Linked DNA regions of Mus musculus: regions 1, 2, 3, 4 and 5 are each linked to region 6. Evidence: chromatin loops called from intact Hi-C (ENCODE). Cell type or tissue: left cerebral cortex. All regions are shown on one strand.

Evidence for each region. Hi-C counts contacts between places; a loop is a spot of excess contacts. Peaks named below come from ENCODE experiments on the same cell type or tissue, not always from the same donor. Only the 100,000 strongest peaks of a DNase experiment are listed, where the experiment ranks them.
Region 1: a loop joins it to region 6, with 8 times the contacts of the local background. A loop is called at or near these places in 18 of 42 quality-filtered maps.
Region 2: it touches region 6 in a loop (5-fold over the local background); 14 of 42 quality-filtered maps call a loop at or near these places.
Region 3: it touches region 6 in a loop (5-fold over the local background); 4 of 42 quality-filtered maps call a loop at or near these places.
Region 4: a loop joins it to region 6, with 5 times the contacts of the local background. A loop is called at or near these places in 18 of 42 quality-filtered maps.
Region 5: a loop joins it to region 6, with 6 times the contacts of the local background. A loop is called at or near these places in 33 of 42 quality-filtered maps.

What each region holds. Positions count from the first base shown.
Region 1 is chr13:4,186,686-4,190,685 of GRCm38, forward strand. No RefSeq gene overlaps it. Among named protein-coding and RNA genes, the nearest start is that of Akr1c13, 2.5 kb to the right of the region's middle. In left cerebral cortex, CTCF peaks have their summits at 157 (motif pointing left) and 1,676 (motif pointing right); a DNase peak (open chromatin) is centred at 1,676.
Region 2 is chr13:4,011,676-4,015,675 of GRCm38, forward strand. No RefSeq gene overlaps it. Among named protein-coding and RNA genes, the nearest start is that of Akr1c14, 46 kb to the right of the region's middle. In left cerebral cortex, a CTCF peak has its summit at 2,311 (motif pointing right); no DNase peak of the experiment used is centred here.
Region 3 is chr13:4,609,118-4,613,117 of GRCm38, forward strand. It overlaps Akr1e1 (aldo-keto reductase family 1, member E1), which reads right to left and starts at 47. Exons shown (of 10, transcript NM_018859.2): 1 at 1-47. The coding sequence starts at 6. In left cerebral cortex, a CTCF peak has its summit at 2,010 (motif pointing left); DNase peaks (open chromatin) are centred at 108 and 1,994; H3K4me3 peaks cover 687 bases; H3K27ac peaks cover 347 bases.
Region 4 is chr13:4,108,222-4,112,221 of GRCm38, forward strand. No RefSeq gene overlaps it. Among named protein-coding and RNA genes, the nearest start is that of Akr1c18, 40 kb to the right of the region's middle. In left cerebral cortex, a CTCF peak has its summit at 2,467 (motif pointing right); a DNase peak (open chromatin) is centred at 2,477.
Region 5 is chr13:4,127,589-4,131,588 of GRCm38, forward strand. No RefSeq gene overlaps it. Among named protein-coding and RNA genes, the nearest start is that of Akr1c18, 21 kb to the right of the region's middle. In left cerebral cortex, a CTCF peak has its summit at 1,699 (motif pointing right); a DNase peak (open chromatin) is centred at 1,706.
Region 6 is chr13:4,279,912-4,283,911 of GRCm38, forward strand. No RefSeq gene overlaps it. Among named protein-coding and RNA genes, the nearest start is that of Akr1c12, 2.5 kb to the left of the region's middle. In left cerebral cortex, a CTCF peak has its summit at 1,771 (motif pointing left); a DNase peak (open chromatin) is centred at 1,780.

The DNA of each region.
Region 1 (4,000 bases), 93 kb before region 6:
CCCTAAGAATTCAGGCAAAATTATAGAGCATAAATAAATTTTTTGCCTAAGTCCAGTTTTGTTTAATATTATTTAAAGGGGGGAAATGTTACCTCCTTCCAGCCTAGCAAGGCTGGCTGTGACCATCTGCTGCATAAGCAGCGGCGCCACCTGCTGTGCTGCTCCTTTGATGTGCCACTACCTGCCTGAGGCCCAACCTGCCTGAGGCCTCTGTTCCAAGACTTTCTGGAGTTAGCACCAAACTGCGATTTACTATAAGGCTGACCTATCGACTTCAAAGGAACTTTGCTTGGCCAGGGATGGGCCTCCCCTTTTCTTTATAAAGCGTGTTTGCTGACATTAAAATGGAACCTTGAGCAGAGCCTTGTCTTGGTTCCATCCTTACCTCGTGCTGCCTAGCTCCTCTTCTCTTCCAGGTTTCCAAAATGCCTTTCCAGGCTAAAACCCAGACCTGTGATCTACTGGCCGGATACAACATCTATCTAATCTAATCTAATCTAATCTAATCTAATCTTATCTTATCTTATCCAATCTAATCTATTATCTATCAACTATCCATCTCTCATCTACCTATTATCTATCTATCTATCTATCTATCTATCTATCTATCTATCTATCTATCTATCTGTCTATCTATCTATCATCTATTCCTATTCATCTGCCCAAAGATATATCATGATACAATTAGTTCTCATATATGTGACAAGTGGAATAGCTTAAATTTCCATTAGCAGGGGAAGGTCTAAATGATATGTGTCATACATGTAAACAAATGCAACATTACTATGCAATCAACAGAATGCACTGCAGGCTCCTTTAGCCACATTAGTGGATTTCACAGATAGATATGCTATACAACAGAAGCTAGGAACAGATGAAATATAACTGATATTCTTTTATATTTCTTTAAAAATACTATAGTTTCTTTATTTTCATTAATTTATTTATTCACTTTACACCCTGATCACAACCTGCTCCCTTCTTCTACCAGTCTCCCCTCATAGAGGCCCTCCCCATATCCTTCCTTCCCTTCTCCCTTGAGAAAGTGGGAGTATCCTACCTTGGGTATCAACTCACCCTGTCACATAAAGTCACAGCAAGACTAAACACATCCTCTCCCAATGAGGTCAGACAAGGGGAACCAGATCCAAAGGCAGGCAACAGAGTTAGGATCAGCCCCCAGTCCAGCTGTTGGGAACCTGCATGAAGACCAAGCTGCACATCTGTTACATATGTGCTGGTGTCTAGGTCTGGACCAGGCTTGCTGTTTGGTTGGTGGTTCAGTCTCTGAGAGCCCCAAGTTAGTTGACTCTGTTGGTCTTCTTGTGGGGCTCTGATACCTTCTAGGTCCCTTAATCCTTCCCCCAACAAGACACCCTGAGCTCCAAGCTGGGTGGAGTCTCTCAGAGGACAGTTATGCTAGGCTTCTCTCTGCAAGTATAACAGAGTATCATGAATAGTTTCAAGGACTGGCTCTTGCTGGATTGGGTCTCAAGCTGGGTCTGTTACGGCTTGGCTGTTTCCTCAGTTTCTGCTCCATCTCTGTCCCTGAACTTCTTATAGGCACGATAAATTGTGGGTGGAAGGTTTTGTGGGTGAGTTTTTGTATTTTTATGGCATAGTTATTTTGCCTGCTTGTGCCTGTTAGCCACATGGATGTAGTTCTCATGAAGCCAGAAGAGGGCATCAGATCCCTGAATAACAGAATGTTGTCATCCAACAAGAAGTTTCTGGAAGCAAGTCTTGGTCCAATGGAAAAGGAGCTGATGCTCTTAAGAGCCAAGCAATCTCTCTGTCCTCTTTTATACTCCCTAGTAAAAAACCTTCTTCAGATTCCAAGTTGATAGACATCAATTCTAGAATATTAGAAAGCATACAGAAAAGTTATTAATCACAATAACTGTTTTTTGAAAACAATGAAAATTTATTAATTTCAACCTGACTTGTATGTAATGCACATGATATGGCCACATGACATTTAAAATTATCACGTAGTCTAGTCCCATATGTTTTGCTTTAGTGGAAATCTATGTATTTTAGGTTTAATGGAAAAAAAATATCTATCTCATCAATACTTTACTAAATTTATTCCCCTACTCTAAATCTCATAGTAACTTGATTATTTTCAATTTAGTCCTTTTATGAATGTTGAACAAGGACATAAGCTATTGATCTGCATTTTAACATATTATTTATAGTTCTAAAATCAGGGACTGGAGAAATGGTACAGTGGTTAAGAGTGGTTGCTATGAAGTCTTGGGAGCAGTGTTTGTATCCTAGCACCCATAGGATACACCTAGGACTCACATGAATGCTGGTCATTATACCCCCAAGTGATTAGACACATTCTTCTGGTACACCCAGCATATATACACAAGTACTTATTTGAAACAAATGTTGCAAACTGATCTAAGAAGTGAATGTTATAGTAGTTTTTAAGTCATGTTACATATTGCAGAAAACAAAAATCCAGTAACTGCCAGTTCTTTATCAACCACTAAGCACTATTCCATGCTGTCTCCTTTACTATATTTCAGGGTTACACTTGTGAAAATGATAATAGAAAAATACATGAAAAAATTTACAGTGAGTAATTTCAAAAAGAAGACACCAAACCCTACACTGTTGCTGCGGCCACTTGCTGACAGGAACCTGGTATGGCTGCTCCTTGGGAGGTCTGGCCTACAACTGACCAGTGCAGATGTAATGCTCGGAGCCAACCATCAGACAATTTAGGGACCCCGTGAGGAACCTGACAGAAGGACTGGAGGAGCAGGGGGGATTGCAACCCCATAGGAAAAACAACATAGGCTGGCTGGACTATCCAGTGTTCCCAGAGGCTAGACCACCAACCAAGGAATGTACAGGGAGGGATCTATGACTCCAGATACATATGTAGTAGAGGATGGACTTGCCTGACAGCAGTGGGAGGGGAGGACCTTGGTCTCAAGGAGGTTTGAAGGCCCAGCACAGGGAGTTGCTGAATCTGTAGGGTGGGAGAGGGTGGGTGGGAGAGCACCCTCATGGAGGCAAAGGGGGGGAGGAGAGGGTTGATGTGGGATGGGGGGTTTTGTGGAGGGGTAGCTGGGAAGTGAGATATCATTTGAGATGTAAATGAATGGAATGATTAATAAAAAATTTCAGTTTTAGTTGTTGATATCTTTGTTTTTAAAAAAATTCTGAGAAGACTAAATTCAGTTCATGAACTATTTTTCCATTAATTATTTATTCACTTTATATCCTGATCACTACCCACCTGCTCCCCCTTTTATACTGTCTCTACCCCTCCCATTCTCTTCTGAGAGGGTGGCGGTATCCTGGGTATCCCCCTACCTCTGGCACATCAAGTTTCTGCATTGCTAGATGTATTCTCTCCCAGGAGGCCAGACAAGGTAGCCCAGATAGGGAAACAGACTACACAGGCAACAGTTTTAAGGAACATTCCCGTTCCAGTTATTGGGACCCACATGAGACACAAGCTGTACTTCTACTATGTGTGTGTGTGTGTGTGTGTGTGTGTGTGTGTGTGTGCTAGGTTGAGTCTGAGTATGCTCTTTAGTTGATAGTTCAGTCTCTGAGAGCCCCCAAGTATCCAGTTTAGCTGACTCTCTTGGTCTTCTTATAGGGTTTCTACCCTCTTCAGGACTCTCAATCCTTCCCTCAACTCTTCCATAAGAGTCCCTGAGCTCCATCCAAAGTTTGGCTGTGGGCCTCTGCACCTGTTTTAGTCTGATGCTGGATGGAGCCTTTCAGAGGACAGTTATGCTAGCTTCCTTCCTGTCTGCAACCATAACATAACATCTTTCAGGGACTGATACTTGCCCATGGGATGGGAATCAAGTTGAGCTGGATATTCCTTGGCCATTCCCTCAGTTTCTGCTCCATCTTATCTTTGCATTTCTTGTAGACAGGGAAAATTTTGAGTCAAAGTTTTTTGGGTGGTTTGATGCCCCTATCACTTTAAGTGCTCAAGTGTGGCTTCTTTTTTCTTTATGTTTAC
Region 2 (4,000 bases), 270 kb before region 6:
GGTGGTGGTATAAGCCTGTAATCCTAGCACTTGGGAGGTAAAGGGAGAAGGATCAGGTATTCAAGAGTGATTTTGAGGCCAGCCTGGTCTGTATGAGATTCTGTCTCAAAGCTAACCAATCAAGCCATCGTCATCAAATATCACAAAAGAAAACATCGAGTAATGTTATCCATCTGTGCAAGGGCTCTGACATATATGAGAGATGACTGTTGTTGAGCTTGTTGCACATCAGAGTCCTCTGTTTTGTTTTGGATGACAAAGCACCTGGAAGACAAGTACCACACAGTGCTTTGCATTTTTAGAAAGCCTCAGAGTAAGAAGCTCAGTAGAGCTGTTTTGCTCACAGCCTGCCCTGCTCATCTAGTGACTGACAAGGTGCTTAGAGATGGAGGGCATTCTAATTTTATCTGTAGTCATTGTCTGTGCCACCTGGGACAAAACACCCTGATTTGTCAGTGACATAGGCTTCAGTTTTCCTGTCTGTGACATAGGCTGGTGGGAGTAATAGTTCTTAAATGGTCAATACTTTTTTTTTTTTTAACAATTTTTTATTAGATATTTTCTTCAGTTGCCTTTCAAATGCTATCCCGAAAGTCCACTATACCCTCCCTGCAACCTGCTCCCCAACCCACCCACTCCCTCTTCCTGGACCTGGCATTCCCCTGTACTGGGGCATATAATCTTTGCAAGACCAAGGGCCTTTCCTTCCAATGATGGCTGACTAGGCCATCTTTTGCTATATATGCAGCTAGAGACATGAGCTCAGGGGGTACTGGTTAGTTCATATTGTAGTTCCTCCTACAGGGTTACAGACCCCTTCAGCTCCTTGGGTACTTTCTCTAGCTCCTCCATTGGAGGCCCTGTGTTCCATCCAATAGATGACTGTGAGCATCCACTTCTGTATTTGCCAGGCACTGGCATAGCCTCACAAGAGACAGCTATATCAGGGACATGTCAGCAAAATCTTGTTGGCATATGTAATAGTGTCTGAATTTGGTGGCTGATTATGGGATGGATTTCCTGGGTGGGGCAGTCTCTGGATGGTCCTTCCTTCTCTCTCAGCTCCAAACTTTGTCTCTGTAACTCCTTCGATGGGTATTTTGTTCCCAATTCTAAGGAGGGACGAAGTATCCACACTTTGGTCTTTCTTCTTCTTGAGTTTCATGTGTTTTGCAAATTGTATGTTGGGTATTCTAAGTTTCTGGGCTACTATCCATGTATCAGTGAGTACATATCATGTGAGTTCTTTTGTGATTGAGTTATCTCACTCAGGATGATATCCTCCAGATCCACCCATTTGCCTAAGAATTTCATAAATTCATTGTTTTTAATAGCAGAGTAGTAATCCATTGTGTAAGTGAACCACATCTAGTGGGAAAAAGACAGCATTTTCAACAAATGGTGCTGGCACAACTGGCAGTTATCACGTAGACGAATTCTAATTGATCCATTCTTATCTCCTTGTACAAAGCTCAAGTCTAAGTGGATCAAGGAACTCCACATAAAACCAGAGACACTGAAACTTATAGAGGAGAAAGTGGGGAAAAGACTCGAAGATATGGGCACAGGGGAAAAATTTCTGAAGAGAACATCAATGGCTTGTGCTGTAAGATTGAGAATCGACAAATGGGACCTCATAAAAATGCAAAGCTTCTGTAAGGCAAAAGACATTGTCAATAAGACAAAAAGGCCACCAACAGATTGGGAAAGGATTTTTACCAATCCTAAATCCGATATAGGGCTAATATCCAATATATACAAAGAACTCAAGAAGATGGACTCCAGAAAATCAAATAACCCCATTTAAAAATGGGGCACAGATCTAAACAAATAATTCTCACCTGAGGAATACCGAATGGCTGAGAAGCACCTAAAAAAATGCTCAACATCCTTAATCATCAAAACAACTCTGAGATTCCATCTCACTCCAGTCAGAATGGCTAAGATCAAAAATTCAGGTAACAGCAGATGCTGGCAAGGATGTGGAGAAAGAGGAACACTCCTCCATTGTTGGTGGGATTGCAAGCTTGTACAACCACTCTGGAAATCAGTCTGGCAGTTCCTCAGAAAATTGGATGTAGTACTACCAGAGCATCCAGCAATACCTTTACTGGGCATATACCCAGAAGATGTTCCAACTGATAATAAGAACACAAGCTCCACTATGTTCATAGCAGCCTTATTTATAATATCCAGAAGCTGGAGAGAACCCAGATGTCCCTCAACAGAGGAATAGATATAGAAAATATGGCCAATTCTTTTTTTTTTTATTTTAAACTTGTGGTGATGTAATATTGAATTTGACCACAAGATGGGACTATTATCTAAGATTTGCTGAAAGTCAGTAGGCAAAAAAAAAAAATGTTCCTGCTTCAAATTCCTTGGTTAGAGTTCTTTTGTGTTGAAATATGTAGTTCAATCCCTAAAACCAATATAAGGTGGTAAAAAAGGAGATGCCATAGAATTGTTCTTTTACTTCCACAACACACATACACACACAGACACACAGACACACACACAGCCATACACACACACACACACAAACTTCTGGGATTAAGAGAAAAACTCTACAAGTTTGCACTCACACCAGCAGTTATATTCATGGAAGTGTTTCCTTTAACTGACAAGCACACAGGAAAAGGGGATAAGAAAATGTTATTCTGTTGCCAACATTTATCAGTGCTACTTTGCCACTTTGCCAGTGGCAGAGGAAGTAAAAATACTTAAATTTTCTTTACATTGTCTAGACATTATATAGAAGACAATCATTGCCATGTTATGAAACCCATTGCTCTTCAGAAAACTCAAAGGAAGAAAATATGGAACCTAGTAGACAAAGCTTGTGAAAGTAAGTTGTGAGTGTATTTGGGGCTGTAGATTTCTGTTGTGGAGATGGAGACCACCCACCATGCACATACAGGACATTCTCTTTGTGGGAGCTGATGAGGTGTTAGATGAACACATTAGTTCAACATGTGGTTTAAACCAGGCACAACAGAAACTCTCAGTCTAAAGGAAACATTTAATTTGCCATCACTGTGTGTGTGCGAATACACATGTGTATTTATATCACTATGTGTATCTGTATACAAATGTGTGCATGTGTTTTCTTCTTTAAAAGATTTTTGATTAAAAAAAAAAAGCCTTCCGGTCGGTTCCAGCTCCACTGGGTCATCTTGAGTGTGAACTCAGTGGACAGTCCCACAGTCCCCAGAGGACTTTCCATGCAATTGTAGGATCACTGGTGAGTGGAACACAACATCTGTTCCAAACCAATTGTGATGGGCCTGTGACAGCAGGAGCAAGGACACAGGAGCCCTGCCTGACCAGTGGCTCGGGTTCCTTTTGATTGGTGCTGGTATAGCTTGGTTTTGAATACACCAGACAACCTCATGGTCCCCAGAGAAGACACCACTTCCAGGCACTGTAACACACCCAGGATCTTAGGATTCCAGGATCCCAGGATAACAGGAGCTTGGTCACATCAGGATCTCAGGGTCTCAGAGGAAGCTTGACTGCCAAGAACTCTGACACACCCAGAAACTCAGGTTCACAGGTGCCCAGAATCACAGGATCACAGAGAAAGCTGGACTCTGAAGAGTCCTGAATCAACTGGGATTATAGGAAGGACAGGCTCCAATCAGATATATTGAGGGCAGCAAGGACTTGAGATAATCAGATGGCAGGAGGCAAGCATAAGAACAGAAGCGACAGAAGCCAAGGTTACTTGGCATCATCAGAACCAAACTCCCACCATACACCACCATAACACCAGAAAAGCAAGATATGGATCTAAAGTCACTTCTCATGATGATGATGGAGGACTTTAAGAAGGAAATAAATAGCTCCCTTAAAGAAATACAGGAAAACACAGGTAAACAGCTAGAAGTCCTTAAAGAGGAAACACAAAAACCCCCTAGAGAGTTACAGGAAAACACTACCAAACAGGTGAAAGAATTGAACAAAACCATTCAGGATCTAAAAATGGAAGTAGAAACAA
Region 3 (4,000 bases), 330 kb after region 6:
TTCCATGGTTCCCCTTTGCTCAAAGGCTCAGCCTCTTCCTGCACTTTAGCGGCCAGAGAGCGTTCCAGGGACCTCAGGAAATGCCGTGATAGGCTGGAGTTCTGGCAGTTTAATTGGCTGATGGAGAGGTCGCTTGGTGCTCTGATTGGCTGAGAGCATAGTCCATCTTTCAGGGGACCTAAGCAATTGGGTTTGGTTGTGCTTTATCTCTGTCCTAAATCCTCTATGATCCTAAGAATTCCGTCTCCGAGCAACCTGCCTAAAGCCCAGATCCAGTGCTCTGTCCTTCTTGCAAACAGGCTGTGGTTCAGGATATTTCCTGGACATCAGATGTTTTAGATTGATGATCGTTTCTAGTATCCTGGAAAAAACAGGTTTGACTATATCAGCTGTCTTGAACCTTGCAATGATGATGAGTGCTACTTTGAGGTGATTGCCATTTTAGTAATAGAGGAAATATAATCTGAATATCATTTTTAAGGTGTGTCTTATGGAATTAAAAAAATCAAGATTAAAAATTAAACATCTCTGGAAGATTATTCACTGTAATAAGAACTAATAATAAGGGAGGTCATTTAAAGAGAGCAAATAGTATATAGGCAGATTTTGAGGGAGGAAAAGGAAGAGAGAAATGTAATTATAATTGCAAACAAAACAAAACAAAACAAAAACAAAAACCCAAGGGTCTTCCCACAAGATAATCCCTCAAAGGAATGCCTACAAGACTGTCTCCCAGGTGATTTTTAGGTCTTATTCAGTTGGCAATAATCCTAAAATCACAAGCTGAAACATCTAGAAGGAACCAGAAAACCAGCCCATAAACGCAAAGGTAAATAGCTATTTCGAAAATATTAGCATTACTAAGATGATTAGAAAAATTGAAGATTTGCGTGTTACAGTGCTTAGAATTTTGTATCCTTCACTATGTTTGTTAATAACTTATTAAAAACTTAGCAGAATTCAACAATTTTACAATTTCAACCCAAAGTTTTGTTTTGTTATTTTAATTTCTCTGTTGCCATATTACACATCTGTTCATTTGTTTGAGTTTTTCAAGTGCTCATGGCAGATGCACTGTGGATGTGGAAAACTCTACATCTTCTCCAGTTCTCTTTTTTTATTTATATTTTGTAAAAATGGCAAAGTTAAGCCATTAACGGTCAGACAACTATTTGTAGCTTTCGATCTTTATGCAGATTAACATGGAAGTATCCATTTGCAAGAGGATGTGTTTTCAGATGTTCAATATTATTAGTACTCTCTCTCTCTGATAAGCTTTTATTACTCATAGCGACACTTACACTTTCAGTTCATAAATCTATAGAAATATTGTCCTATCTTTAAATGATTTCTATCATTTCATAAAAGGGTAGTTTGATCTAGGGATGCCTTCTTTTTTAATGGTCATTTCAGATTTCTTAGGTAGTAATTTAGCAGAAACCAATGTTACAGATGTAAATACTTGAAAAACATACAAGCATGCTTTACAAGAAATTATTGAAACCTCAAAATTTGATGAGGTAGTTTATTTTAACACACAGAAAACTTTTGCCAGGTTCTCATGGCAGGCAGAGACAAATATATACACTAACATATACATAATGAACATATACACATGCATATGTATATGTGAATGCAAATACATCTGCTCAATTATCCATTCAATAAACAGCATATTCTGGTCAGTACAAGCAACTTAACAAGGGTAAACCGGAAATATTTGGATGCCATTAGGTTAATTTTGCATATGTATTTAATAAATGTCATTTTAGAAAACACATTTTATTCTTATATATAGGTAATTGTGAGAAAAATCAACAAATTTAAAGGGCAAGCTGGTAACTACACAGGAGACACTTCACCTAAACTTTGGAACTATTTTGCAATAATTCTTCATAATTAAGAAATACAATTGAAGACACACTAATAAGTTGTATGAAAAAACAAAATCATAAGACACATGAACTTTATAAGTTGATTCTTCCTGCCCTCTGGTGGTTGTTTCTCAAAATACAGATGTGTATGTAGGAATATATGTAGGGTGTGTATAAAACATATATAAATGATATATAATATATAAATGTATATCTAGAAATACATATATTTAGACATGTATTTATGAACACATATATGTCTATACATATGTGTATATGTGTGTTTAATTGAAATGCCATACTACCTCACACAGAGTATAACATTTCTCCCAGTTGCTAAATAAAAAGCTCAGTGACAGGTGTACCATACCTTACCTTAAGCTGTTGTTTTGGAGGTTGCAGAGACCTCTAAAATATTGCAGGTCATTGACGGTGATCTTGGATGTGGACCAGAAGAATTTGATGATATAATTCTAGTATTAAAGACATCATATATTCTGTTCATAGGAAACAGAGAAATAAAGTTGGTATTGACTAGGGAACTTCTCTGCTATCCAGATTGCATGCTGTGTGGGCTGCTGTAGGAGAAAAGTCATCAATAGGTTTTCTATCAGAAAACATTGGAGGCAAAATGATATGCTGCATGGCAAGATATGCTTGTAGACATGCATAAATGTTTTGGGCAGGTAATCAGTTCATTCTGACTAGATATGAGGACCATTCCACAGAGAAAAATGCATGCCTAGCACAATAATCATGGACAAGAATTCATGGTTGCAGAATGAACAAGCCCGGGATTAATCTACTAATATCAGCTTTCTAAATAACATTAGACTATTGTCTGAATGGTTAATCTATATAACTTTGAATGGTGCACCTCTTAGATTTTATCAGAGAGATGTCTTTGTTCTGTAGAGGGAAATCAATACAGAAACATACAATCGGTCAATGCATAGAGAACACCTCATGTTTGTGAGGTGTTCATCCACAGATGAGACAGCTATATCACAAACCTCCTCACAAGATTCAGAGGTCCCTTTAGGAGAGGTGGGTCAAAGAGTGGTAAGTTGGAGAGAACTGAAGCCAAACAATGGTTTTTTTGCACATGATATTAGCATGAGTTTGCAGCAGCAGTGGTTGCCTGCAAAAAACCTAAGCAAGAGCAAGACAATAAAAGACTCAGTGTGTAAAGCATGAGAGTCTTGAGTGCCCCACCCCTAGCTGATGAGCTATTGATAAGCAGATGACTGCTTCTAGAGGAAGGGTAGTTGGTTCTCGTTAAGTTTATAATTTCTGGTAAGTCAACCATACTCAAGTGGATGCCCCCACAGCTGTGAGTCTGTGGACATATGGACAGAGCACATTGGATTGGTGAGAGACGGGAGTAGGGGTCAGGTGGGAGTTTGGCAGGTGTGGGGAGTGGATCCAGAAGAAGTTACAGAGTGAAATTCTGGGTGAAACAATCAAAATACTTTGTATAGATGTGTGAAATTCTCAAGAAATTAATACAAATAAAATAACAACTGCATACACAGAAATCTATTATTAGAGAAAAAATGACTCCATCACAATGGACAACATTGACTGTATATAACTGAAGCAGGATACACATTATTTCATTATCTCATTAGCACATTCACTAAAGGGATAATATTCTGGACCAAATATATACATAAATGGGCTTTAGTGTATAAAATACCATATCATTTGGACTTTGAGTTACAAGTTGTTTCTCCACCTCTGAGAGGACAGAAACCAGAAGGGACAAACCTACAGCAAATGGTGGCAATTATAAGAAAGTAGGCTAAATGTTGTGAGAGAATGAGTAGGAGACGGGGAGGTGTTATGAGATATGGAAAAAGAATAGCCAACAGGGTATAATGTGTTGTAATAGTGTGGGCTGTAGGAGGCACCCACTTCTGATATCTGCATTAGACAGTTGAATGGATGAAGATTCAATCTGTCAACAATAAAAGGGTAAGACAAATGCTAGGAAAGGATTGAGGGTATTTGAGACCTGTGGCATTGTACTTAGTTTAGTTTTTGTATTGATTTTCCAAAAGAGCATTGTTTAGATCAAAGATGAAACACTTTCTAGAAAAAGAAAGAACTTAGCATCAAAATTT
Region 4 (4,000 bases), 170 kb before region 6:
GCAAAGCAAAGGATATCCATTGATAGTAGCCACAATAATTCTTTTCCTGGAGTCTTGGAAAACAAATCCATTCCTGCATCCCCTGCTGTTTTCTCTATGGCATTTGAAATAAGATTCCCCCCTTTTTTTTCTTTACTGAGCCCATATTGGGCATCACTTATAGCTTTTTTTTTGATACTTTTTGGGTTCTTCCCCTCTGCTTTTATTTATTCAGTTTTACCCCCTAACGCTAGATAGAAGAGAAACAATTGTAGAAGAATTTTAATCCAACAATATGGGTGCTCTGGCAAAGGATTTACATATCTGGTTGGAATGCAAACACACCTTTACTACACACTTTAAATCCCAACCAATGACTTCTAATTAAGGGATAGACAAAGTGATGAATCAAAGAAAGATTTGGCAGAATGAGTCAGAAATAGGATATGTCCAACTCTCATGATAACAGACAGGAAAGAGAGGCTATTAAAGTAGCAGCGAGGGAGAGAGTATTGAGTTCAGTTCACTTTGGAGCAGTTCAGTTCATGGAAGTCAGAGGTAAGTCTTTCCAAGCAGAGCAGTTCAGTCAGAAGCTGAAAGAAGCCAATTTATTTGAATAAGTCATCTTGGAAAGCAGGTTGAGCCACAACAGCTGAGTTAAACCAGCTGACCAGAGTTCAGAAAGAGCTAGAAGGAGTGAGTTTATTCAGTAGCAAGTGTTGGAAGCTGAAACACTGAAGCCCTGAGTTAGCAGAGGAAGGCTGGAAACGGAAGCCTTCAAGGTCTGGGCTAGCAGAAAATTAAATTGTATAGAGGCTAGAAGCTTCCAGGCCTAGGCCTAGGGATAGTTAGTATAGAGAAGGAAGTGCTCTGGGCTCAACCCAAGCCATGAATTTGTAAAACTTGAGTACAGCTCTCATTTCATCACTTTATCTGAGGAAATAAAAGTGATATTTACATTTACCACAATGACAGAGAGGAGAGAGGACTTAAAAAATTCCTGAATTAATTTTGTTCCTTTTATTTCTTCTTTGACCATTGCTACTAACAAACCACAACCAACCTCACTAAATGACCAACAACCACTGACCTGACTCTTGGGGCCCTCATATGTACATACCATCTGAAAAGTCCCCTGATTCCCAAATGTCACATAATCACAGAGATTATCTGTAGCTGGCAAAACCATGCCTCTGCTAGAGTATGAGGCAAATCACAGCCAGCTGTTGCAGACAGTTTGAAGGAGTCCCATATCCCCACATCTGGGATTAAAATAAAAACATGTTATTATAATATTTCTGTGTTTTTAAAGACACCCAAATTCCAGAATTCTCACTGCACTCAACAGTCACTTCCTTGGACTCAGGAAAGTGGCTCTACTGACCTCAGGAGAACCTTAATTGATTTCCATTTTGACTATGTTAATCCTACTGATCCATGAACATGGGAGATCTATCTTCTGATATCTTATCCAGTTTCTTTCCTGAATGAATAAAAGTTTTGTTATACAACTCTTTCACTTGCTTGTTCAAGTTAACCAAAGATATTTTATATTACTTTGTGACTATTGTGAAAGGTGTTGTTTCCCTGATTTCTTTTCTAGTCCATTTGTTATTTTTATATAGGAGAGCTACTGATTTTTATGAGTTAATTTTGTATCCAGCAACTTTGCTGAAAGGGTTTATTAGCTATAGGAGTTTCCTGGTCGAATTTTTCGGGCCCTTGATATATTATATAGTATAGTATGATCTGTAAATAAAAATATTTTGTCTTATTCCTTTCCAATTTATATCCCCTTGATCTCCTTTAGATTTCTTATTACTTTAGTTAAAACTTCAAGTACTATATTGAATAGAAATGGAGAGAGTGGCCAGTCTTGTATTGTTCCTGATTTTACTGGAATTGCTTTAAGTTTCTCTCCATTTAATTTGATTGTTGGCTATCTGACTGGTAAAAACTGCCATTTAGCTTAGGTATGTACCTTGTATCTATAATCACTCTAGTAGCTTTAGCAAGAAGGGGTGTTGGATTTAGTCAAAGGCCTTTTCTAAATCTATTGAGATAATAAGGTGTTTTTTTCTTCTCCCTTTCAGTTCATATTTATTTATTTATTTATTTATAAATATATAGTACATTTAATGTTAATTGTCGCTCAGTAAAGCTGTTAAAAGAGCAGCAACAACAAAGCCCCCAGGACTCAGGCCTCTCATCCCAAGAGATTTGCTACTCAAGCCCTTTATAGGGTCAGTGCCTTATTTTGTCAGTCACTGCTCTAGGCTGGCCATGTTTCTTTCTCCCAAGTGCTAGGATTATAGTTCTAATCAACACTCCTGACCTAGTATCAGCAGTTTCCAGTGGCAGTCCTGAAAGCCTTCTTCCCAGAGTCTCTCTCTCAAAGCACTAACTGGATTAGGAATAATAGGAAGCAGAGGGAGGTCTGGAAGACAATCCAAGAAGTGCTCTGAGGTGAGGGCAGTGATAGCTCTTTCCACTAGGTGGCGTCTGGACACGTCCCTTGAACAGGATTTCCAGGCAAGCTTGAGAAACCAGACATTGAGCCGCTCAAAGCATCAGAGCAGAGTCCTCTATCTAGACTGACAGCTTTGACCACTGTGGAGAAAGTCACAGAGAGTTGCTGGAGCAGAAAATAACAACTGGGAAAGAGGTCAGCAGGCCCCTGTTGCAATAATATAAGTTCCATAGGACAAAGAGCAGAGGTATTTCCTTCAGAGCCAAGTAACTCCAAGAGAGTTAATTAATGATGTTTACGAGAAGGCAGATGTCCTCAGTTTTAATGGTGAGCCGAAACCACTACATCTGGGAACCCACACAGTCCTTTCTTCCTCCATTAGGACTGCTCCTTATCTTTCTGAAAGAGTTTTTTTGTTGTTGTTGTTGTTTCTGTCATTTTATTTTATTTTATTTTTTTTCTTTTTCTATTTTAATATTTTTATTACATATTTGCCTCAATTACATTTACAATGCTATCCCAAAAGTCCCCCATACCCTCCTCCCCCCCACTTCCCTACCCACCCATTCCCATTTTTTTGGCCCTGGCGTTCCCCTGTACTGGGGCATATACAGTTTGCGTGTCCAATGGGCCTCTCTTTCCAGTGATGGCTGAGTAGGCCATCTTTTGATACATATGCAGCTAGAGTCAAGAGCTCCGGGGTACTGGTTAGTTCATAATGTTGTTCCACCTATAGGGTTGCAGATCCCTTTAGCTCCTTGGCTACTTTCTCTAGCTCCTCCATTGGGAGCCCTGTAATCCATCCAATAGCTGACTGTGAGCATCCATTTCTGTGTTTGCTAGGCCCTGGCCTAGTCTCACAAGAGACAGCTACATCTGGGTCCTTTTGATAAAATCTTGCTAGTGTATGCAATGGTGTCAGCGTTTGGATGCTGATTATGGGGTGGATCCCTGGATATGGCAATCACTAGATAGTCCATCCTTTTGTCACAGCTCCAAACTTTGTCTTAGGCCAAATGGATGGATCTGGCCCTGGGCTTTTTTGTTCATGTTGTGTGTGTTTGTGTTTGTGTTTGTGTGTGTGTGTGTGTGTGTGTACCCTCTTTAGGTTTTGCTGGTGCAAGATTATTATTTCATGTGTTTTCATGGGTGTAGATTTGAGTTTTCCTTCTAATACCTTCTGTAGGGCTGAATTTGTAGAGAGATATTGTTTAAGTTGAACTTTATTATGGAATATCTTACTTTCTCTATCTATGGTGATTGAGAGTTTTACTTGGAATAGTAGTCTGAGCTGGCATCTCTGGTTTCTTAGAATCTGCAGCATTTTTGTCCAGGCCCTCCTGTTTTTTAGAGTCTCCATGGAGAACTCAGGTATATTTTTAATAGATCTGCTTTTATGTTACTTGGTCTTTGTCCTTTGTAATTTTTAATATTTTTCTTTTTTCTATATGCTTTGTGTTTTGATTCTTATGTGCTGAAGGAGATTTCTCTTCGGGTTTGATCAATTTCATGTTCTGTATGTTTTTTACACCTTCAGAGGATCCTCCTTAT
Region 5 (4,000 bases), 150 kb before region 6:
AAAGAATAAACGTGTGATCTAATTCACATCTACTTATTTCCCATAGAGGGGTTGTTTTTAAATAGAGTAACTGGGATGCATGCATGCATGAATTTATAGAAGATACAAAAGCATGCATAAAAACAAATTTTAACTTATCTATTATTATTTAAAATGATGGTATGCAATAGGTCAATTATTAATATTCTGTAATAACCAATTTAACTGCTGTTTTGAACACGGAACAGACACTTAGGTTTTTAAGACACAATTTTTTGTTATAGATTTTCTCAAATACACGAATATATCTTACAATTCTTTATTAGCACCACAGTAGTTTTAGTAGGATGCTGAAACTGTGCTTTGAGGTGAATGCCGCCTCGGCCTTGCCCAATCTGTTGTAGGCAAGAAAGCCCAAGCAAGAGCGGTAGAGCACCCCGAGTCTTAGCAGGAAAAATACGGCTACCCTGGTCGGGACAGGTGAGGCTCATGGGGCAATGGCTTTTGCTACAAAGCTGCCTGCTTTCTGGAGGCCTCCCGTACCACTACAGCTCAGGGAAAGCTACGTGCCCTAAGGTCCCCCTCCACAGCAGCCAACAGCTAGCTGGCTCCATGTGGGCCAACGATCGGCTGGGAGGATGAGAAAAATGACTTTACAATAATGTTTTCTCTTGCCAAAGAACTGTTGTGGGCACAGCTAATATTTAATTACCATTGATTATAATTAATAAGAATTATAAAAGCTTTCTTTATTTTCTGCAAAGCCTTCTGTAGTAAACTAAAACCCTAAGTAATAAAAAGATATTGCCCCTGAATCTTTTTAGGAGCAACAGCTACTCCCCAGAACTTAAAAGCTCCTTGTGTGAGAGCAATGATTTAAAGTAAACTTCCGTTGAGAGGCATTAGCTAATAAATATTTCTACTTAGAAAACCATATACACTGGAAGATTAAAACTCTTTGCTTCTTGTATAGAAGCAATTTTGCTATGATAATATTCAAATTTACAAAAAAGGTTAGTTTAAAATGATACTGATTACCCGGATTCATCAGCTAATAAATTATGGATACTTTTTTGCTGTTTCCCTTTCTTTCCCTTTAAAGCTTGATGGTTTAGTAATTAGTAAAAATCACTTTGATACTTAACAGTGTTACAAATTTAAACAATAACATCCTTTTTGAGGTAGTCCCTGGAAGACATTCAATCATATTTGAACATGTGGAAGAAAATATACTCCACTTTTATGATAGGGAAGATGACAAACTATAAAATATAAATTTATATAAAGTAGTACATACATTCATACAATACATTTTATATTATACTAGTCTTGTCTTCAATTGGACACAATTTTCATCAAATGCATATAAAGCATTAATGATGAACTGAAGTAATATGTATACATGTATACATGCTTACAAAAATATATAGGACATTTGTTTCCCTGGACTTTGTAACTTATTACAAAATCAATATAATATATTGATGGTGAACATTCTCAGTTCACGGGGCTTGTCTGAGTTCGGATGAATGCTTGAAACGAGGGGGGTTAAGTTGCATTTTGGATATATCTGTTGTATCTACAGCAAGCATGAATTTATGATAGTAAAGCCCCCAAAGCCTCCCCACGACTCAGAATGACCAAGGGACATTAGAAGGATTGTTGTATGGGCACAGTTCCTTGAGAACAGAACAGGACCATTGTAGGAAGTATGGGCAAGCCACTAGGTGGCGATAGAAATTTCACATTGTAGGCAAGCAGCAATACTGTTTTACTACTGAAGGAAACAAATGACTCAGGTCAGTGATCTTAATACTGGTTAGCTGCGGGTGAATGTGTCAGCCCTGGAAATTTCGTGTTCACCCTTCTTACAGGGTGTGGTCTGGAGATGTCTAAAGTTTCCAGATATTTCTAGGCAAATCAGGGTTTATGTGAGAAAAGCATTTGTTTTGTAAATGTCACAGATTTGCTACAAAAAGATGAACACCATGGTTAATACAACCCACCCTGTGGAGGTTGGCACCATTATTGGCAATTAGTATAACTGGGAAATAATTATAGATCAAGGAGAGCAGAGAGCTGAGATCTATGTGGAAAGAACACTTATAATGTATAGAGCAAGATCAAGTTCAATACATATCCATCACATTTAAATGAAGCATACTATAGATGTAGTATAAAAATAGTAACAATGATGCCTTGCATCAAAAAGTCCAGCAAGATGCCCCAGTTTGATGGGCAGAAACCATGGAACAAATTCTCTCTGTACTGAAAACTGTCCATGGCCTGAATAATGTGACTGTCGAAATGCAGATTTAGGTACAGTTATGTGAAGGCTTTTTTTTAATGGATATTTTATTTATTTACATTTCAAATGTTATCCTCTTTCCTATTTTCCTCTTCACAAACCCCTATTCTATCTCCCTTCTCCCTGCTTCTATGAGGGTGCTCCCCAACCCACCCACCCACTCCCACCTCACCACCCTTGCATTCCCCTACATTGGGACATCAAACCTTCACAAGACCAAGGGCCTCTCCTACCATTGATGGCAGATAAGGCATCCTCTGCTACATCTGCAGCTGGAGCCATGGATCCCTCCATGTGGACTCTTTAGTTGGTGGTTTAGTCCATGGGAGTTCTGGGGGTTCTATTTGGTTGATATTGTTGTTCATGTGAAGGCTTCTTTAATTATCTTTGATTAGGTAGGTGATATTACTCATGTCATTAAGATGCAGAGAACAGGAGGGTCTTTCTATTTGAAAACACTTCTGTTTGTTCTGTGGCAAGTTAAAAACTAAGTGTTCTTGGGATGGTTTTATCTTGTGATATCTGGTCTTTGACTATCAGAAGTCAATGGTTTGTTCTTTCTGTATCACTTGAAGAACTTAATACCTTCGTACTTGTTATTGGACTATAAGTTTCCTGTATTGTCTTAACCCCACTGGGGATAAGGAATGCCTTTTATATCATTGTTTGACATCATATCATATGTTTAAATCATTTGACAAACATAAGACTATATGGCATACTTATTCTTTGTCAAATTTATGTGTTTGCTGTTTTGAATTTGAAAACATTTGACACGCTCCCTCTTGTTTTTGTATCTTCTCTTCTATGGAGCTGTACTAACCCAGGGCAAGGTGTAATACATGATATATAAGCACAGGAGCCCCCATGAATATGGAGGTGTAGTTTGGAGGTGTTCTAGAAAAAGTATAAGAATTTCTTTTCTGATTATTTCCTGATATGATTGACAGTTACCAAATGAAGTTTCTCATCTTTGTTCTGGATTTCTCTTAGATGCAATTTTTTAAAATTTTCTTCAATTTCTCAGAAGAGGTGGGTCTTAAAGCTTCTTAACTATGTGGTCACTTCCAAAGATACTGGGCTAGCAAAGTGAAGTTATGTCTTTTCATGGGGTCCCATAAAAGTCCATTGGGATTCCTTTCCAACAGTGTGTTGACATTGGAGCATAGAATGCCGTCTGTCCTCAGCTATATAATCTGTCCTGTAAGAAGATGGAATGACTTTTAAAATGGAAGTCGTTAGGAAGTGAGTGTGTTACACATTGATAACATCTTTGTGAACATAGAAACTTTAAAGAATATTTCTTGAAACTTATAAGGGAACATATGATGCTATGTATGTGTCTTTGAAATTTAGAACTTAATAGTTTCAAGGCCAGAGTTAGGAGGAAGATCCATTTATGGGACTGTTTGCTTGACTGTCACTTATATAATAAGTGTTTACTTATTATATGATGGTGTGCATTCCATTAAACATATATATGGAATGTGATCAAGCAAGTCAAACATTCCATTGTATACCTTATTAGAGACACAAACTCATAAAGCTCAGAGGTTGTGATGAGAAACTATAATATATGCTGCACACAGAACTGTTATAGACTTAGCAAGCCTTTAATTACCGAGTCCTCATAGGCAAGTCACATAGAATAGGCCAGAACAGTCTGGTGATAGTCTGATCACATCATTGGTATCTGATGTGTGATGTAGTGAG
Region 6 (4,000 bases):
AAAGAAGCCACAATTGAGTTCTTAAAATGATAGGGACACACTCCCCTCACAATATTTCAACCCAAAAATTGCCCTATCTACAAGAAATATCAGGACAAAGATGAAAGAGGGACTAAGGGAATGGCCAAGGAATACCCGGTGCAACTTGAGACCTATCACATGGGCAAGCACCAATCCCTGACACTATTAACGATACTCTGTTATGCTTGCAGATAGGAAGCTAGCATAATTGACCTCTGAGAGGCTTAATCTAGCATCTGAGTGAGACAGATGCAGAGGCCCACAGACAAACATTGGATGGAGCTCAGGCACTCTTGTGATTATTTGTGTGGGGGAGAATTGAGCATCCTGAAGGGGGTAGAAATCCTATATTAAGATCAACAAGGCCAACTAATCTGGACCCTTGGGGGGCTCTCAGAGATTGAACTACCAACCAAAGAGTCTGGCTAGACCTATCCCCCTCCCCCCACATATGTAGTAGTTGTTCAGCTCCATCTTCATGTGGGTCCCCCCAATAACTAGAGCAAATCTATCCCTAAAGGTTTTTTGTGGAATCTGTCCCCCCAACTGGGTTACCTTCTCTCACTTCAGTAGGAAAGGATGCACCTAGCCTTGCAAAAACTTGATGTGCCTGGGTCGGGGGATATCCAGGATACATCCACCCTCTCAGAAGCGAAAGGGAGGGGAAAGGGACTTTGCAAAGGACTGAGGGTACTGTAGTGTGGTCCAGGGGCAGAGTCAGCAGTCAAGATGTAAAGTGAATATGTAAATTATTTACTGAAAAAGAAAAACCTCATGAACTGAATTTAGTCTTCTCAGAATTTTATTTAAAAAGTAATCAACAATTAAAGTTGAAAAGTTTAAACGTTTTGAAATTTCTCCCTGCAATTTTTTCCTGAATTTTTTTATTGTCACTGATAGAATTGTGACCCTGAAATACACAGTAAAGGGGACAGCACAGAATAGTGCTTAGTGGTTGAAAAACAAATGGCAGTTACTGGATTTTTTTTCCTGCACCATGACTTAAACATTTCTGACACATTCATTTCATAGACAAGTTTAATATATTTGCTTCAAATGTTACATATTTCTGTATGTATGCTGAGTGTATCAGAAAAATGTGTCTAATCACTTGGGGATATAGTAACCAGCAATTCATGTGAGATCCAGCTTTCTATATGAGTGCTGGGATACAAACCCTGGTCCCATGAATTCATAGCAACCACTCTTAACCACTGGACCATTTCTTCAGTCCCTGATTTTAGATAACCATAAATAAGATGCTAAAATGCAGATTAATATTTATAGCTTATGTCTTTGTTCAACACTCATTAAAGAACTAAATTGAATGAGATTTAGAGTGGGAGAATAAATTTAAAGTATTGGTGAAATAGTTTTTTTATTCCATTAAGCCTAGAATGCATAGATTTCCACTAAAGCAGAACATATGGGACAGGAATACATAATAATTTTTAATGTCAAGTTGTCATTTCATGTGCATTAAATAACAGGTCAGGCTGAAATTTGTAAAACTTCATTCTTTTTCAAAGAAACAATTAATGATGATTAATAACTTTTCTGTATGCTTTCCAATATTCTAGAATTAATATCTATCAACTTGGAGTCTGAAGAAGTTGTTTACTAGGAAGTATATGAGCGGACAGAAGAGATTCCTTGGCTCTTAAGAGCATTATCTATCTTCGTGGTCTAAGCTTCCATACCAGAAACTTCTTCCTGGCTCACAAAATTCTATTATACAGGGACCTGATGCCCTCTTCTGGCTTCCATAAGTAGTACATGCATGTGGTTAACAGACACGGGCAGGCAAAATACCTATTCACATAAAAATACATCATCCTAACCCCCCCTAAAAAAAAGTCGACCTCAAATTTGTCTTGCCTAAAATAAGTGCAGGAACAGAGATAGAGCAGAGACTGAGGAAATATCCAACCTATGTCTGGCCTAGGTTGAGACTCATCCCATGGGCAAGCACCAATCCCTGACACTATTCATGATACTCTGCTATGCTTGCAGATAGAAGCCTAGTAGAGCTGTCCTCTAAGACGCTTCATCCAGCTTGGTGCTCAGGGTGTTTTGTGGAAAAGTTGTGGGGAGTATTGAGAGACTCAGAGAGGATAGGGCCTGTATAAGAAGATCAACAGGGTCAACTGACCTAAAACCTTAGTGGCTTCCAGAGACTGAACCACCAATCAGAGAGCAAGTCTGGCTGGAATCTAGACTGTGCCTACACATATATAGCAGATGTGCAGCTTGGTCTTCATGCAGGTGCCCCAACAACTGTAGCAGGGACCGTCCCTGACTGTTGCCTACCTGTGGACCCTGTTCTCCTAATTGAGCCACCTTGTCTAGCCTCAGTGGGAGAGGATGCATTTAGGCCTGCAGTGACTTCATGTGTCAGTGTGGATTAATGTACATGACGGAGCTGCTGCTTTCTCATGGGAGAAGGGGAGGAGGTAGGGGTATGCACTAAATGAGGGTAGACTGGGAGAAGGGTGTAATTTGCAATCAGTGTGTAAAGTGAATAAATAAAGTAATGAACAAAAATAAATAGATAAGTAGTAGCATTTTAAAGAACTATCAAAAAGTATCAATTATATTTCATTTGTGCCTAGCTTCCATCGTGCAGTTTATCTGTGAGATCCACTAATGTGACTGAAAGCATCTACAGTTCATTCCAATGATTGCTTAATAATGTTGCATTTGTTTACAAGTACGCCACATGTCAATTAGACCCTCCCCCGCTGATGGAAATTTAAGCTATTCCACTTTCTGCACACATAAAAATCCTTTCTTATGGTATCATGATACACCTTTTGATTGTCATGGGATAGATAGATAGATAGATAGATAGATAGATAGATAGATAGATAGATAGATAGATGATAGACTATAGTTTACTGTGGGAGTTGATATGGATATTTCATATCTCCTATAGGACCCAATCTTAAATGCCATTACCAAAAGCCCCAAATGCCACACCACATGATTCTGTGCTACCAATTCCAATGTGGTGAACGTGGAGAGTTTTAATGAATAAAGAATCAAATACTGAAAACAGGAGCAGGTCTGTCCAGGAGAGACAAGACTTCAGTGGCAATCTCTCTCCTATGGGAGCACGTGTCATGTCTGATTCACAGCCATGCTTCTCTCCTCCAAGTGCTACCAGGGTGAGAAAGGAGAGTATTACAGTTAGGATCTGAGTTGAAGCTCTTGCAGGGTCTGGCTTTTCCACTTACACTGCTTGGTAACCCCCAGCTGATCCCAACCCTTATTGGTTTGGATGATTCCTTTACTTAGGTAAGAACCTTAATGATTCTGACTCTTCCCTGTATCTTCTCAATGATCAAAAGGAACAAGTCTATGGCTGGAATGGAGTCCTATAATGTTCATGTGACATGAACATTATTATTTTTTTAATGCAGATGTTTCAAATACTTGCTTAGTACTGCATCTTTTGCAGGTTAACATGGAGAGGCTTTGGGAAGAGTGAGAAGAACTGGCATTCGGAGGAAAACATCCAGGTCACAGTACAGCCTTTGTGTTGCCGTATGACCTGACCACAGTAGTTCCTTACTGAATAATAAGAAGGTATATGCTTGTATACCTTCATTTGTATTCTTCACCTTGGAGTTAGAATAGGTTGCACAGTGCAATTCTGTTGTGAATAATGACTGTGCACCTATCCCCTACCCCCAAAATTAGTACTCTAAAGGCAGAGATAGAATGACACCTGGAGCTGGTTGGCCAATCAGCCTGGCCTCGTTTAGAGGCTCCAGGCCAGTGAGAGCTGATCAAAGAAAGGTGGATAGGGCTTAAAGAATGAAAAACATGATCTATGAGGCAGGTCCTCACAGAAGAGCACACAGGCTGAAGAAGTAACAGAGCTTCTTGGACACAGTCCCTTTGGGCCTTTATCCTCAGCCAGGAAGTGGAGCTGATCCTCAGTCCTCTATGTGCCAGTCTTGCCAGAAGAAAGCTG